Linked DNA regions of Homo sapiens: region 1 is linked to region 2. The links are chromatin loops, found by intact Hi-C in ENCODE. Cell type or tissue: B cell. All regions are shown on one strand. Each heading gives the region's core, and the rest is flanking DNA. Links, peaks and the distances in the headings are about the cores only.

Region 1 (8,834 bases), core at 565-8,564, 160 kb before region 2:
GAAAGTGAGCAGGTTCAATAAATGAAAATGTGCAAGGCTCTGCTGGCTCAAGTTCTGTGCCTTCATTTGTTAGCTCAGCACTAGGACTAGGTGACTTTTCACTTCTGTACTGGGATCCTCCTGGGTTGGCTGCAGAAGTGCCCTTGGAGGTCTACGGAGGTGTGTGAGGAACGGGAGAGGAAAGAGGAGAGGGAAGGGACTGAGTGCAGACTGAAGAGGCTCCAGTCCCATAATGCACTTGGCTATCGTCTTTTCTCAAGAAAGAAAACGGGGAGTGCAGCACAGGAAATCAGTTAAGGGCAATGGTTAGAAAAGGATAACAGGAATGAAGCCCTTGACAGCATCCTTGGAAAAGACTTCTGGGCTGGGGCTGGTAAAGAGTTGAGTGCCTACTTCCTCCTCGAGGAAGTGTGTCCTGGAGTGAACCCCCAAACCTCCTCATGTTAGCAGTGTTGTAAATCCACACAGTTCTGAAGGAACCTCACTTTGTGCCTCCTCAGAGGAAAGATTTCCGCTGAGAGGCATAAGGCAGAGTGACAGTCTGAGGCATGGTTCAGAGCAAGAGGGAAAGTTTATTAAAAGTCTTTAGAACCAGGAATGAAACACAGTAAAGTACACTTGGAAGAGCACCAAGCAGGCAACTTAAGAGAAGAAGTGCACTGTTTAGCCCTTGACCTGGGGTCTTATATGTTGGCATGGTTTCTGTGGTCTTGCATCCCTTCTTCCATGATTCTTCTCTTGGGGCACACTGTCTGCTTGCACAGTGGCCTGTTAGCTTTGGGAGGGGCCATATCTGCAATGTGTTTCTTGGAGTTGTATCTATGCTCATTTGAGGCAGTCTCCTCCCTTACCAGTCAAGTGTTCCTAAAGGAGGGTCAGTTTACCAACCATCTGACAATCACTTGATGGTCACGTCGCATTCCTGGGGAGGGAGACCTTTTCCTGCCATACTCATGTCTGACTACCTACTGTAACAATCCTGAAGGCAAAGCACAATCAAAGCAATGTCTACCAAGGGGTCTAGTGAAAGCAAAGCAAAAGCAGACTGGGCAGTAGGTCATGACAACAGTTTTTGTTTCTTTGTTTTTTAATGCTCAAGGCATTTTTTCTTGCAGGAGGGCCAAAGAATGAAAGCATCTGTATTAGGAAAGCGGTTTTGAGAAAGTCAAACCTTTAGCACAAAAAATGCCCAGAAAAAAATTTGACCAGAGGGTCCTTTTCTACCATGACAAAATTCCTGCGCATTCATCTCATCAAACAAGGGCAATTTTGCAAGAGTTAGATTTTCCTAAGGAGCACGCCCCCTAGATTCCTCACATGCACAGTTCACAATAGAGTTCCTGGTCCCATGAGAATTTAACCCCACCACTGATGTGACAGGCAGCAGAGCTCAGGTGGTAAAGATGCATTGCTTCCTATGCACCTCCTGCTGTGCAGCTGGTTCCCCAGAGGTTGGGGACCCCTGCTGTACAGCAAAAAGAAACCTCTTTAAAGCTAGTCATTTGCCACTGGCATTCTTCAGGGAGCCACCAAAGCTGCCTGCCATGCCTGCATTTATCCCAGGGAACTCTGCCACATGGTTTGATATCTGCCCAGTTCCCACGCAGTTCTTCCTGGAGCATTCCAGGGTTCTGCACTACCACTCAGGGTGCCCAAATTCACCTCCTGGGAACACACTTGCTCTACTTGGCAAGAAGTAAAGAGAAAAATGAAAATGAGCAGGATGAATTCCAGACAACACTAGGAGATGGGATACATATTTTCCCTAAATGTGACAATAACTCGCTTAACACTGAGTCTTCATTTGCCAATTCAAGACCTGCATTTGGGATTTGGCCACTGCAAAACTCCAGGTCATGGTGATGGCCACAAGCACACTTGGATCTGTGAAAGGAAGATAAATCTTGGGGCCCCCAACTCACTAAACTAAAGAGAAGAGTCAAGCTGGGAACTTCTTAGGGCAAACCTGCCTCTCATTCTATTCAGTCACCTCTCTGCTCACTGAGATAAATGCATATCTGATTCCCTCCTTTGCAGAGGTGAATCATGTTTCTTGAGCATGTGGGTTCAGATGCCTGGCTCCACATCCCACAGTTTCAATGCAAAATTGAATGAAGCACTAGTAAGGTGGGAGGAAAAGCAAAATCACATACATATGGCAGTTTTAAAAAGTTCTCCATAACGTGTGTCGTTGGATCTCCAGGAGTTGTCTTTCCCAACGTTTATGTTTCAAAAGATAATAATCTGAGGAGCTTTGTCTCTTCTAAAATGTATTAAAAACAAAGCCATAGTCATTAAACAAACATACAAAAGTTTTGATGTTTTTACTAGGGAAACAAATTGATATATACACATTAATTTTTGTGCACTTTCTATACATATGAATGGTTAATATTTTTGAAGAATATTAACCAAATTAATTAAAATGGTCCTACAATTTTTTAAGATGAAGTCTTGCTCTGTTGCCAGGCTGGAGTGCACTGGTGAGATCTCAGCTCACTGCAGTCTCCATCTCCCAGGTTCAAGTGATTCCCCTGCCTCAGCCTCCCAAGTAACTGGGACTACAGGTGCGCACCCCATGCCCAGCTAATTTTTTGTGTTTTAGTAGGGACAGGGTTTTACCACATTGGCGCAGATGGTCTTGGTCTCTTGACTTTGTGATCTGCCCGTCTTGGCCTCTCAAAGTGCTGAGATTACAGGCATGAGCCACCACACCTGGCCAAAAATGGTCCTACAATTTTAAACACAATAGCTATTATTACTAAATTAATGCAGAGAACCATATTTGGAAAAATGGCAAATTAAGTTAAGAATAAACATATAAAAAGTTTTTTTAGGCCAGGCATGGTGGACCACATCTGCAATCTTGGTGCTTTGAAAGGTGAGGTGGGAGGCTCCTTTGAGGCCGGGAGTTGGAAACCAGCCTGGGCAACAAGGTGAGACACCTTCCCCCGCTTCTCTCTCTCTCTCTCTCTCTCTCTCTATGTATATATATATATACACACACACACATATATACACAAACACACACACACACATTCTTCAAGCAACAGGAATTATTGTTTTTTGAGACAGAATTTTGCTCTTGTTGCCCAGGATGGAGTGCAATGGTGTGCACTGCACCCTCTGCCTCCTGGGTTCAAGAGATTCTCTTACCTCAGCCTTCCAAATAGCTGGGAATTCACGTATGCTCCAACACACCCAGTTAATTTTTATGTTTTTAGTAGAAACAGGGTTTCGCCATGTTGGGCAGGCTGGTCTCGAACTCCTAACCTCAGGTGATCCACCCACCTCGGCCTCCCACAGTGTTGGGATTGCAGGCGTGAGCCACCGCACCTGGGCCAAAACCATGGTTATCTCAAAGGCAGGATGGTTTTGGCCCCTTCAAAGTGAGCTACCACTTTGTTTCCTCTGAAGGGCTTGAACACAGGCGCATGGACACAATTTAGCAAAATTTCCCATCGTCGTTATGTAGGGCAGAGCTTTATCAATTGTGCTGCCTGCCCTTACTTTGCCAACGTGATGTAGGTTTTGGCTTGCTGGCAGAGGCCCGGTGGGGCTCCACTTGATGGTATAGATCTCTTGGCTGTGAGCCTAAAGATCGTGGATGCATGCGTCCTGCTTCATACTCCAGATCTACAGGACACACCGGCCACAACAGGAGCAAAAGCCATTCCTGCACCCGGGAATGATGTGGCATAATTCCTCTGGGGTGCACACGTAAGGCTGCTGGCCCACGGCGGGGTTGTACGCAGTGGTGAGAAAGCCAGCAGGAAGGCTTGGATTCTCACCGGGACCCCACTGAGAAATCGGAGTTCATTGGATAACAGAGGAAGGGAGCCTGGCCAGTAACAAATAAAGCTCACCCTGGTCAGTAACAGATAATCCTCATGGAAGAATGACCATGAGATTGGCGTCGAGTGCCAGGGTTTGTCTGGGATAAACAGCCCACTCCTTGCGATGCCAACGCTACCTTCAATGTCATGTCATCAGAGCAGGATGCCAGCAACATTCCAGAAGGATCCCATTTGATATGTTGACCTCATTCTCAAAGAAAGCAGAATCTGAAAAAGACATCAGGGCCTGTGAGTAGATGAGGTCACCTTCCAGCAGGGGACAGCAGCGCAGCACCATTGCTGCAGAAGTCCTTTGGCTTCAGCCTGAAATCGAAGAGCACAGCCCAACCAGCCTTCTAGTTTCCTCTTTTTCTCACTTTGCCTTTTTTGTTTATATAAAACCACATCCATATCCCACACATCACCAGCCACTCTCATCCATATTTCTTTAAGAAGAAAACATCCCTGCAAGGAAGGAAGGCAAGTGAATAATTCATGTATCTTAAAACGCAGCAAATAAAACCAGTTATTTAAAAAACTGGGCTTTGAAAATTACTTTCCTAAGCATTCTTTATTTTTATTTTATTTTTGAGGGAGGGTTTTGCTGTTGCTCAGGTTTGTGTTCAGTGGCTTGATCCTAGCTCACTGCAGCCTTACCTCCTGAACTCAAGCAATCCTCCTGCCTCAACCTCCCAAATTGCTGGGACTAAAGGCAGGCACTACCAGGCCCAGCTAATTTTTTTTTCTCTTTTGATAGAGATAGGTTGCAGAAAGTAGTCTTGAACTGCCAGGCTGCTGGGCTCAAGCTGTCTTCCCATCCCTACCTCTAAGATGTCTGGGATGAAATGCAGACACCACCACGTCCAGCTAATTTTTTTTTTTTTTTTTGCATTTTTATCTAGATAGGGTTTCCCAAGCTGGTCTTGAGTCTTGAATTCCCAGGCTCAAGCAACCCTCTGGCCTTGGCCTCTCAAAGTACTGGGATTATAGGAATGTGCCACCATGTCAGGTCTCCTATGCATTTATTTGTTTTTGTTTTTGTTTTCTTGAGGTTGAGTTTTGCTCTTGTTGCCCATTCTGGAATGCAATGGCATGATCTCTGCTCACCACAACCTCTTATCTCCCAGGGTCAGGCGATTCTCCTGCCTTAGCCTCCCGAGTAGCTGGGATGACAGGCATGGGCCACCACACCCAGCTAATTTTGTGTTTTTAGTAGAGACAGGGTTTCTCCATGTTAGTAAGGCTTGTCTTGAACTCCTGACCTCAGATGATCCACCTGCCTCGGCCTTCCAAAGTGCTGGGATTCCAGGCATGAGCCACTGCGCCCAGCCAGTTCTGTGCACTTTTAATCCAACAATTCCTTCCCACGCCTACACCCTTTACAAGGCATTTGTCCCTGAAGGTGAGTGGAAATGGAGGGAGGGATAAACTCAAGAAGTGAAGCCTCAGCTCTTGTGGAGTTCAAGCTGGGTAAGGGCTGACTTAGATGGAAGACAGGTGACCAAAATGCACACAGACAGATACACACGTGCAAAGGAAATGAAAGGCAAGTGCTGAGCAGCAGAAACAAACAACACCGGCAAAATCCTGGCCAGGGGCTCCTGATCCACTGCAAACAACCAGATATATAAAAGCGCAGGGTGAGCACTGGAACCTACAGGTCCGGACACTTGGACACTCTGAGGCTAAACCGTGGAAGATAAAGTTCAAAGTCATCAGGGACCAAGGCAGAAAAGGACACACTGAAACAGACACATATAAGTGAACCACTTGCAGCAAAGGCTTAGCTGGGGAACAGCCTGCACAGGAGAAATGGGGCAAGATCCTTCCTAAGGAGTGACAATAGGGTTCCATATGCCCCATACACTCCCACTATCTGATGCCTATCGTCCTGGCCTACCAATTAACTAATTTCACAAGGAAAATTAATTTTCTAAATATTTTCAAACTCCTGAGGGCTCCAGTTTGGATGATAAACTGTATGGTCACTCTGCTTTCTAAGGACACTGAGTTTTGAAGGGTGTGAACAGGACAGTGACAAGCCACCTGTGTGTTCTTTGTGGTATAGGTGGCCCAGGAAATGGAGGAAGAAGCATGATGGCCAAGGAACAGGCTGCTGTGAAATCCCATGGAGGGTGGAGGGGGCTGGCTGAAGAGGGGCCTGACAGAGTGTGAGCCCGCAAAGGTGTCTATGAGAATGGATGTGTCTTCCAGGAGCAGACTGCTGGGATGGCCAGGAGGGCAGACAAGGCCTATTGAAAAGGGGGCTGTGAGCATGCTTATGTGTCTATGAGCATGGATGTCTGTTCCAGAAGGCTGCTGGGAGAATCTGGAAAGGGTGGAGCAGACCGGTTGGAGAAGAGGTTGAGAGTGTGAGCAGGCTTAGGTGTCTATGAACGTGGATATATGACCCAGGAGCAGCCTGCCAGAAGAGCCCAGGGAGGGCAGAAGGGGCCTGCTGAAGAGGGAGATGAGAACATGCTTAGGTGCCTGTGAGCACGAATGTTTGTGCCAGGAGCAGACTGCCCGGAGAGACCAGGGAGGCTGGAGGGGTCCACGGAAGAGGGAGCTGAGAGAGTGTGAGCATACTTCAGTATGTGTGAGTGTCAGTGTGGGTGCTAGGCTAGCAAGGGAGGCTCTCACTGCAGCTGTGGAAAGGAAAACCCATCGGCCCAGAATGTGGAGCCGGTCACCTTGGCCTCTCTGTATCCAAACCCATATAAAGGAACAAATTTTTTCCTGAGAGTTGATCCTACAGCCTCCAATCCAAGTCCCAGTTCCTGGGTGGCCTCCAGAGTTGGCTCATGGGTCTCCACTCAACCCCACTGACCTGGAGCTTTGTTTAGGGCCATTGGCCACAGTAAGACCCACTTAAAGGGCTAAGTCCCATGCTGATGGCAAGGTCCAGGGCAGGACAGCTGGGAACCAAGGATACTGTGTGCAGCTCTATTAAAACCTTGAGGATAGGCTGGGTGCAGTGGCTCATGCCTGTAATCCCAGCACTTTGGGGGGCTGAGGTGGGCAGATAATGAGGCCAGGAGACTGAGACCATCCTGGCTAACACGGTGAAAACCCGTCTCTACTAAAAGTACAAAAAAATTAGCCGGGTGTGGTGGTGGGCACCTATAGTCCCAGCTACTTGGGAGGCTGAGGCAGGAGAATGGCGTGAATCTGGGATGCAGAGCTTGCAGTCAGTGAGCCAAGATCATGCCACTGCACTCCAGCCTGGCCAACAAAGTGAGACTCCATCCCAAAGCAAACAAACAAACAAAAACAAAAATAAAAACTGAGACTAGTCCAGGGTTAGGGGAGATAAGTTTAGACCAGTAAAAGAGAGTCACTTTGGAGCAAGGAGATATTAACAGGACAATATGTTCCTGTACTCTAAAAGTGCCTTCCTTTGGGGTGGGGACCCTTGGGACAGGGGCAGGGAGAGGTGGGCAGTAGGGGAATGAGGACAAAAGAATTTACATCATTTAAGTTACTGGCATGATGACAAATCTACAGGGACTGTGATCATCCTTTCCTGCTTTAACAGGGGACTACACCAACCATGGAAAGATATTCTAGTCGCTGGTGAGAAAAAGTTGAGACACCGTGAGCCCTCCTGGGCTCACTGTTGATGTGCTCTATATTTTCTGGAAGAGGCAGGCATACAGGCCAGCAGCCACTATCAGGTGTGTGGCATTCACAAGGGCAGTGGGAGCTCAGGAGGTGCCATGAATCTTCCACAGGGTGTGCAGAGGACACATAAATGGGCCTGGAGGGTGGAGAAGCATATGTGTCAGAGTGAGGGCTGCTGTGAGAGTCTAAGTCAGGGAGTGTTCCAGGAAGATCTTAGCACAGATTGAGGTGCTTGGCTGCACCTGCCTTTAGGAGGACAGAGGCACAGGGCATTTTTGGACACTAGCCCAGGAGGTCAAGGCTAATAAATGGTTTAACAGTATACTGGCAATTGCAGAAGTAAGGTAGAGATCATAGAAATTGGAGAATTTGAGAGAGATTTGATGAAAGACCAGAAAGAGCCTCAGAGTCCATACTGAAGAATTTGTTAAGTTTGTTGTTGTTCATATTGTTGTTCCCCAGTATATAGTGGGAACATTTTCAGCCTCTGCTTACTTTTAGGATTTCTTTTGTCATTGATTTTGATGTTTTATACCACATGCCTAGGTGGGTAGGTATGGTTCTTTTTATATTTATTCCTCTTAGGATTTCCTGAACTTCTCAAATTAAATGATGATGTTTTCCACCAAATATAGAAACAAATTGGTCATTTTTACCTCAAATGATTTTTCTGCTTCATTCTTTCTTCTTTCCCCATTATGCACATATCTTTTAGGCTGTCTGATATTGTCCCAGGCTGTTAAACCCACTGATGTGGTTGGATATTTTACCCCACCCAAATCTCAGGTTGAATTATAATTCCCAGTGCTGGAGGTGGGCCCTGGTGGGAGGTGTCTGGATTATGGAGGCAGATCCCTCATGTCTCTTGCCCCTGCTTTAGCCATGTGAGACTCCTGCTTGCCTTTCACCTTCTGTCATTGTTGTAAGCTTTCTGAGGCATGCCCAGAAGCAGATGCTTTCTGTACAGCTTCAGGACTTTGAACCAATTAAACCTCTTATAAATTATCCAGTCTCAGGTATTTCTTTATAGTAATCCAAGAACAGCCCAATACACCTACCTACTAACATTTTCAATGCTGACATTATATTTCTTAGTTCTCAAATTTCCTTTTTAAAAAATTAACTTAAAGAGATCTCACTCTATTGCCTAGGCTGAAGTGCAGTGGTGTGATCACAGTTTGCTGCAGCTTCAGAGTTTCCCTTTTGGGGTGAAAAACACTTCCTGAATGAGGTAGTCCATGTACTGCCTGCATTTGGAGCTATTTGTCTTAGCACCTTCTGCCTCATCAATGGTGTTCAATTAAAGCAACACCAAAAACTAATTTCACTGGCAGCCCTAAGAGGTGTGTTTGATGAAGGTCCCAAGCTGTGCAG
Region 2 (8,834 bases), core at 526-8,525:
AATAAAAACAAAATGAGAATGAAAATTAAAAAACTGGTCCTGAAAGTAAAGTCAACATATATTAGAAGTGAAAAAGATGAAGGCTAAATAAACGTCTTTTGCCAGAAAATATGTTTCATATAATTAAAAGATGTTGATTTTTTAGTGGCTTCTGTTTAGAACATAAATGACAACCAAAAATTCTATAGAAACATACCTAGCTGTTCTTATAAATTATTAAACAATAAATGTATTCATGGTGAAAATAATTAAACGTGAAGAAATTTGAATATAGATTACCTATGAGGTTAGCACTCTTCAGGAAAACTTGCCTGTGATGGAACTATTACATATCTAAATTGTAAGTTAAATTAATCTACATAGTCACATGCGGTTAGTGGTTACCTATTTGTAACAGCATGGTATAAAGCAGATAACAGTATTACATTAAAGTTAAATATGTTGTTTGTAGTTAGTAAAGGAGAAGTGCTTCATCTTGGGAGACATATGCTGAAGTATTTAGCGCTAAAGTCTGTAAATTCATGTTACTAGTTATCTGTATAAAAATTCAAAATAGTTAGAAAAACGTGTATACATGCAGATACTCAGAGATAGAAATAAAGTAAAAGATGTAAAAGGTTAAAAATTGGTGAATCTAGGTGAAGAATACATGCAACTTTTTTGTGTACTAATATCACAAATTTTTCTTAAGTTCATCACTTAAAGAAAAAAAAGAAGAAAAAAAGCAAGTGGCCCAATAAATTTACTTTATTTTTTTTTTGTATGTTAGTCTGTACATCGTTTATCAATTCAAGGGGTTAGTCAATTATTAGAATTGTATTACATTTTATGATTATGTGCTAGCTGCATTGAAGAACTTGTGGTTCAAAAAGGTTTTGAGGTTTTATCCTCATAAATAACCATGGTCTAATAGTGTACAACATTACTCATTACCAATGTATGGAATATTTAATGATCACAGTCTATGCTTAATTTGCTCTGAACTTTTGTATTTTTTTGAGACAGGGTCTTGCTCTGTCACCCAGGCTGAATACAGTGGCACCCTCACAGTTCCCTGTAGATTAGACCTCCTGGGTTCAAATTATCCTCTCCCCTCATCCTCCAGAGAACTTGGGACTCCAGTTGTGTAACACCATGCCCCATTAATTTTTTTTTTTTTTTTTGTAGAGACACGGTTGTACCCTGTTGCCCAGGCTAGTGTCAAACTCGTAGCTTCAAGCAATCCACCCACCTCGCTTTCCAAAGGGCTGGGATTGCAGGCATCAGCTAGATTGTGTTCTTCCACACAAAATACTGAACGTATATTTACAAAAATGCTTCCATCGAATCCGCTATCCAGACTTGGTATATCCAAGGAATCATTATTTAATGAACAAGTACAGGAGAAATGTAGATGATGAGAAATGAGGAAAAGAGAAATGGAAACACAGGGACAACGGCTCAGGATAATGATTAAGATTCCTTTAGGAGAAAGACTGAAATTTATATTAACAGCAACAACAAAACATATTAATGAAAGAAGCCTAAGTTGAAAAGTCTTACCTTGTCCATCCTCTTTAAACACCAACTCTCTTTTTTCAGATTCATTCTCATTTTTACCCCTGCGCCTGTTTTTACCTCCTTTACCTAATTAATTAAAAGAGTAGATAAAAAATTAATGTAAAAATCTACATAATATCATATAAACTAAACTATAAAACAAAATAAGGCTTTTGAAGTGTGTTTTTGAAACCACTTGCAGGAAAATTAAAAATATATCATTTAAACACATAATAAATGTGTTTAAATTTATTTACATTACAACATTAATATTACCTCATTAACAGGACCTGTCAAAGGTTCTCTTTAAGTCTTTTACCCGATATATATCAATACTATCCTTCTTGGACATTTGTTTGGATACTTCTGAAATAAGAATACATCTTATATGAAACTATATAATAGAAACATTTTATCACCCAAAGATAACTATTATGAATATTTTGTTCACGCTTTCCAAATAAAAACAGGACTTCATTCATTTTCTTCTACAGCATATTTTAACTACACTAAATAATTTGTCCTGAATATTCATTTTCATTTCAATAACTGCAGATCTGGACCAACATTTTAATGGTTAAAGTATACTTAATAATTTAATTTCTTCCAATGTTTTAATTTTATTATATAATGCTGCATTGAATATTATTCTACAAACAAATTTCACAAGATAAATGAATAGAAATATAATTTCTAGTTTAAAGTTTACATACACACTTCCTTAGACTTTTGATAACTGTTTCAACTGCCATCATGTTTCACTCTATTTTTAAGTTTTTGCTTATTACTAAACACATCCAGAGTATTTCCTTGTGATATTTTCTATTGAATTATCAAGGGACTGGGGTACTTCTCCATAACATTGTATCCCCATTAGAGAACGTAAACCAAAGTAGCGGCCGTTTCCAAAAGGAGGGAGAAAGGCTACAAATTACAGTAATATTAAGGGATCGATTGAAGAATTTGAATAAAAATGTTAACACTGCAAATAGAATAAAACATATACCTGGCCACCATAAAGCCAGACATCTAACTTCTTGAATTCACCCACTACCTCTGGGGCAGTCTCACATTGTTCTGTGCCACTATAGAAGACAATTGGGCTTCCAGAACTCTGTGATTTATCCAGATTCTGATGCATTTTAGGGCATGCCAAAACTAAATTTCTACAAAGGAAAACACATTCTATATTTCGAGCAATTAATCGTGCCTGAACTTAGCTGCGTCAGGACAAAGATCATACCTGCTTTCCTTACTGGGTTTTACAAAAGTTTGGCAGCTTTTCAAATGACTAAATGATGATTAGCTCATAAATTTCCAAAAGAATGACAACTTTAGCAATCTCAAAGGTGGGGAGCACCTTACTCTAGCTCTTCACAAGTATAGGCCAAAGGATGCCCTTTTCCTGATGTGAGGATGGGTTTCTAAGATTTTTGTAGAATACCAGCTTAATGCATGCAAAGAAAAAGTAATTCCACATATGGCCCATGCTCATTTACATGTTTATTTGGATAAACCTCACCACGACAATACTGACAGGCATCTGGATTTTCAAACGAAAAAAACAACAACAAAAAAGACACAGAAAACCAAATGAGCAAGTTTTATTTCTACATTAGTAAGTCTCATCTCATAATATTTAGGGGTCTTCAAAAGTATCCCTCAAGTAAGTAGCCCAGAAGATAACACTAATTTTACACAACAATAAAAACATTCAATTCAGGATGGGTATTATCTTAAGAAAAATAAATTTGGGAAGGGTAACAGAGGACTTTAATGAATCTAGGTTATAATTCCTAGAGGTATGGATTTCTAGGAGTTCACTGTATTACTATACTTCTTTTTTTTTTTTTTTTTTTTTTTTGAGACGTAGTCTTGCTCAGTCGCCTAGGCTGGACGTAGTCTTGCTCAGTCGCCTAGGCTGGAGTGCAGTGGCGCGGTCTGGGCTCACTGCAAGCTCCGCCTCCCGGGTTCACGCCATTCTCCTGCCTCAGCCTCCCCACGGCCGGCTAATTTTTTTTGTATTTTTAGTAGAGAGGGGGTTTCACCATGTTAGCCTGGATGGTCACGATCTCCTGACCCCGTGATCCACCCGCCTTGGCCTCCAAGGTGCTGGGATTACACGCGTGAGCCACCGCGCCCGGCCACTATACTTCTTTTGTGTGCCTTCTGAGGCACATATGATAAAAAAAAAATTGTTTTCAATTTACCAGGATTAACCAAACCCTGATCATTCCCCTTCTATTGTGATACCATGTAACAGAATCCACTTTAAATTATATTTTAGAGGAATGAGGCTAGGCATGATCATACAAAAATTAAAGTCGTTTAATATTTTATCTCGTTTCCTTTCTAAGATCAAAAAATCCACACTTCCTCTTTAAACAAATCCGACGTGTTTTGGAGATACTCTCTTTATTGAGAACATTTTTAGGCATCACTCAGTTTAAAAGTTCTACCCTACAAGAATAAAGGAAGCCTTACTATTTAAGGATAGAGTCAGGTACAGGGATAATAACATCAGCAAAGATTTAATGGACATTTTGCAAAGGGAGATACTCTGATCTTTAGAGCTGATGGCTTAGAGAACTGGGAATCTCATCACTAGAAATAAAGGTGAGAACAAGATACCTACTGAAGTTGTTCAGTACCATCTGAGAAAATGTTAGTGAAAAAGCATAAGCCTTTGCTAACTCTTTCTAATTAGACTTCTCCCAGAATACACTTTATCCTCCAATAATTTTGCAGTAAAAAATAAAATAAAATAAAATAAAACCTTATTATACACACAACCCGTTAGTGGGTTTTCGGGAGAGCAAAGAGTAATGCCCAGGAAAGACTGCACTGTACTGTCACCAAGTACCTCAAGAGCTGTGTGTCGTGACAGCTAAAAAGAGAAAATGAAACAGATTCCATGCTGCCAACAGGCAAGTAAAAAGAAGACAAATTGGTCTGGGTCCCAGGAAGGAATAATCTAAACAGAGTTTTTGTGGACTATAAAACATGGTCCCCTCCTGTGGAAAATAATATTTTGTTTCCACCTACAGTTTTCTTCAAGCAATTACAAGGGCACTAAAAGTGAGAGATTACCTCAGGTGTATAAAAACGAGAATTTCTTTCAGAAATGACTGAGAAAGGGTTCTACCGAGGTTAGACCTCCTACTTTAGAAGCTGTGAGTAAACTTATTTTCAAGTCTAAGTTTCGTGTGAAAGTTTAGCCTCAGAATGAAGGGAACGTTGATATCTTTACTCCCACAATATTTATCGGATACGGAAGTTGAAAACCTGCCTAAATAGGTAACAAATCTTCTGCAAAAGAATGTTACACTCTATAAAGGGATGGGGTAGAGTAAAACGCCAGAAATGAACCTAAACATGCTTCAAGGCTTCCCCACTGTTTAACAAGGAAAAGGGAGTATCCTTAGCAATACTTTTAACTGTCCAGATAGGTAAGTCTTCAAAGTTAAGAACCGCTTCCAGGAAAGTAGCAGGGAAGTGTTTGCATGTGCCTATTCTGGAAAGCCAGGCCGTCCGGTTAAGGTCCCTCAACCGTCCCTACCTATACGTTTTCCGTCTGGCGTGAAATCAGCAGCAAAAGCCCGCTATCTTCCGAAGGAGGCCCCACAAAAATGGCGTCTGTCCCACCCCAATGTGACCAAATAGGGCATTCCCAGCTCCTTTCCCGAACACAGTGCTGGGGTCGCAGTGGCCAGTACCGCCGTTAGAACAGTCACTGCGGCCTGGAACAGGCGTCGGGGTTACTGGCAGAGCAAGCCGAGGTATAGTCCCAGAGGCTTACAGCAGTACCTTTATTCTTGGGCATGGCGGTGATGACAGCCTCGTGAGACCTCTTCCGACTCCTTTCTGGCGGTTACTACTCTAAGAGCCGACTGAACTAAGATGCAGCAGGTGGGTGCGCAGAAGAGGCTGGCTACAGAGCTCTCTAATAAACTGCTGACGCGCACTCTCTGGCGTCACCAAAAGGCGACGCAGCTGATTACGATGCTTTTCCCCGCCTCTCTTCGGCTGAGGCACGGCCAAATGACTGACACCTAGTAGACTCCATCAGGATACCGGAGAGTTTGCTGCAGGATGAATAAACAGGAAGCGGGGCGGGACTCAGCATGGAGAAGGTGGAGTCAAGGATGAAATGGGCGGGGCCCTGGAGTATTCTCCTTTGCTAAAAAACGGTCTTCCAGTTTCAGAAGTTCGTGGGTCATTTAACTGTAAACGCCTAAATTTTAAGAGAGCCCTTACTCTTATACAGTGAATTTGGAGGACTGGCTTAGGACAAGGCCCTCTATGTTCAGAATGTTTATCACTTTTCTCTCTTTTTTTTTTTTTTTTTTGACAACGAAGTTTCGCTCTTGTTGCCCATGCTGGAGTGCAGGGGCGCGATCTGCCCGTCTAATTTTTGTATTTTTAGTAGAGATGGGGTTTCACCATGTTGGCCAGGCTCTCAAACCCCTGACCTAGTGATCCTCCCGCCTCTGCCGCCCAAATTCCTGGGATTGCAGTAGTGAGCCACCGCGCCCGGCCTATTTTTTTCAGTCTTATCTTCTCTACCTCACCACCTCACAGTAAAGCATGTAAGTACAGAGGCCGCATCTGTTGCTTACAATTGCTAGCACCCAGCGGAATACTGACAAAAAGTAGACAGTAAATATATACAGGAAATGGAAAGTAAATATACATAGGAAGGAGTGAGACTAAGCATCTGAATCTTATAATAAATCATGGCTTAACCGAATGTCTCAAATGGACTGGCTGTGGAGGTCAAATTATTTCAAGACAAATTCCATTTGATTATGGTATACAATCATTTAATTTACTGGATTTGTTGTGTGTGTACTATTATGTTTAGAATCTTAGCATCTGTGTTAAGATATATTGGCTTGTATCGTGTGATGACTTTGACTTTAGGATCAATATAATCCCGGCTTCACAGAATGAACTGTGTAGTGTCCCTTTTTCTTCTGTGTTTTTGGACACATTCGAGGATTGATGTAAATTTTTTAAATGGTCCTAGGCCTTAGTTTGGATTATGAATTCGTGCTGTATTTATTCCCAAGTCAGTTCTGGTAGTTTGTATGTACCAGAAATTTGTTCATTTATTCTAAATTATAAAACTTGTTGGGCGTATAATTGGCCATCATATACAAAGTATAGTATCTTCCTAATCCTTTTTTTTCCCTTTCTGCAAGGTAAATAGTATGTATGTATCAGGACTTTGTTCATTTATTCTAAATTATCTTACTTGTTGGGCATATAATTGGCCATCATATACATAGTGTAGTATCCTCCTAATCCTTTTTTTTTCTTTCTTTTTTTCTGCAAGGTAAGTGGTAGTACCCTGATCATCACTACTGGTTTTAAGGAATTTAAGTCTTCATGGTTTTGTTTTTAAAAGCCTAGTGATGAAGCCATAACATTAAAAATAAAATTTTCTCTGAACCCAGAAGTCCTCTCCACAAAGACAGTAGAGAATGAAATCAGTTTTACTGTTAAAAATATGAAATATGAATTTAATGTACATTGTAGAAAATCAACCAAGAGATTACAAAGTCAAAAACAAATCTCGCCTTTTATATAGCTAAGCATCAAGGTAGTCTTCAAGATAGACAAATTTTCTTAAAAGAAATTACTGGTTGATCAGTAGTCTTTAATAAAGAAAATTTAACGGCACCATTTGTCACATACCCTTAGTTTACAATGGTAACAGGGGACCACATGTTATATAGCTAATTGTCTTTAATCAGAAGAGAAACTGACTTCTCATATTTTTAATCTCAAGAGGTTGTTTTGCAGTTCAGAGAAAAGCACCTACTGAGGTTAAGTTCTTACCTTTTACTGAAACTGGAAACAGAGGGGCACCTTCTCTCTTTATGTTTACGTTTCAAAGAGATAGTTCCTAGGTCCATTAGATAAATACTGCTGTGTTGTTGATATGCTTTGGCTTTGTGTCTCCATCCAAATCTCATCTGGAATTATAATCCCCATGTGTTAAGGGAGGGACCTGATGCAAAGCTATTGGATTATGATGTCAGTTACCCCCATGCTGTTCTGATGATAGTGAGGGAGTTCTCACAACAGCTGATGGTTTTAAAAATGTTCTGCAGTTTCACTCTCTCAGCTTCCTGCCTCCATATAAGATGTGTCTTTCTTCCCCTTCACCTTCTACAGTGATTTTAAGTTTCCTGAATCCTCCCCAACCATGCAGAACTGTGAGTCAATTAAACATCCTTTCTTAATGAATTACCGAGTCTCAGGTTGTATTTTTGGAGTAGTGTGATAACAGACTAATACAGAGAATTGGTACCAGGAATGGGGTATTGTGGAAAACCTGAAAATGTGGAATCAACTTTGGAACTGGGTAATGGGGGGAGGTTGGAACAGTTTGAAGGGCCTAGAAGAAGACAGGATTATGTGGGAAATTTTGGCACTTTCTAAAGACTTGAATTTTTTAACCAAAATACTGGTAGTGACATGGAGAATGAAGTCTAGGCTGAGATGGTATCAGATGGAAATGAGGAACTTCTTGGGAACTGGAGTAAAGGAAACACATGCTGTGCTTTAGCACAGCAAATGGTGGTAGTTTGCTCCTGCCCTATGGAACTTTGAATTTGAGAGATATGATTTGAAATTGGAACTTATGTTTAGAAGGGAAACAGACCATAAATGTTAGGAAAATTTGCAGCCTGACCATGTGATAGAAAAGACGAAAAAACCCAGCATTTTCTGGAGAGAAATTAAAGCTGACTGCAGAAATTCGTATAACTAATGAGGAGCTTAATGTTAATAGCTATGACAATGGGGAAAATTACTCTAGGGCATGTCAGAGATCTTCAAGGGAGCTCTTCTCATCACAGGCCCAGAGGCCTAGGAAGAAAAATAGTTTTTTGGGCTGGGCACAGAGTCGTGCTGCCCTGTGCAGCTTTGGGACTTGGCACCCTTCATTCCAGCCTCTCCAGCCTCAGCTGTGGCCCAAAGGGGCCAAAGTACAGCTTGGGTCTTTGCTTCAGAGGGTGCAAGCCCCAAGCCTTGGCAGTTAGGCCAATGGTATTAGGCCTATGGATGCACAGAAGACAAGAGTTGAACCTTGGGAACTTCTGCCTAAATTTCAGAGATATATGGAAATGCCTGGAAGTCCAGGCAGAAGTCTGTTCAGGGTGAAGCACCCAGGGATAACCTCTGCTAGGGCAGTGTGGAAGGGAAATGTGGGATTGGAAGTCCCACACAGAGTTCCCACTGGACCCTGCCTAGTGGAGCTATGAGAAAAGGACCACCATCCTCCA

What was found. A loop is a pair of places that touch in the nucleus more often than their neighbours do. Peaks named below come from ENCODE experiments on the same cell type or tissue, not always from the same donor. Only the 100,000 strongest peaks of a DNase experiment are listed, where the experiment ranks them.
Region 1: a loop joins it to region 2, with 13 times the contacts of the local background. A loop is called at or near these places in 5 of 110 quality-filtered maps.

The regions. Positions count from the first base shown.
Region 1 is chrY:20,736,113-20,744,946 of GRCh38, reverse strand. It overlaps the pseudogene TBL1YP1. Among named protein-coding and RNA genes, the nearest start is that of RPS4Y2, 16 kb to the left of the region's middle. In B cell, for the core only: CTCF peaks have their summits at 3,915 and 4,115 (motif pointing right); a DNase peak (open chromatin) is centred at 4,126.
Region 2 is chrY:20,572,400-20,581,233 of GRCh38, reverse strand. EIF1AY (eukaryotic translation initiation factor 1A Y-linked) reads right to left here and starts at 5,458. Exons shown (of 7, transcript NM_004681.4): 1 at 5,347-5,458; 2 at 1,543-1,626. The coding sequence starts at 5,362. TTTY10 (testis expressed transcript, Y-linked 10) reads left to right here and starts at 5,719. Exons shown (of 10, transcript NR_197944.1): 1 at 5,719-6,128. In B cell, for the core only: a CTCF peak has its summit at 4,604; DNase peaks (open chromatin) are centred at 4,633 and 5,533.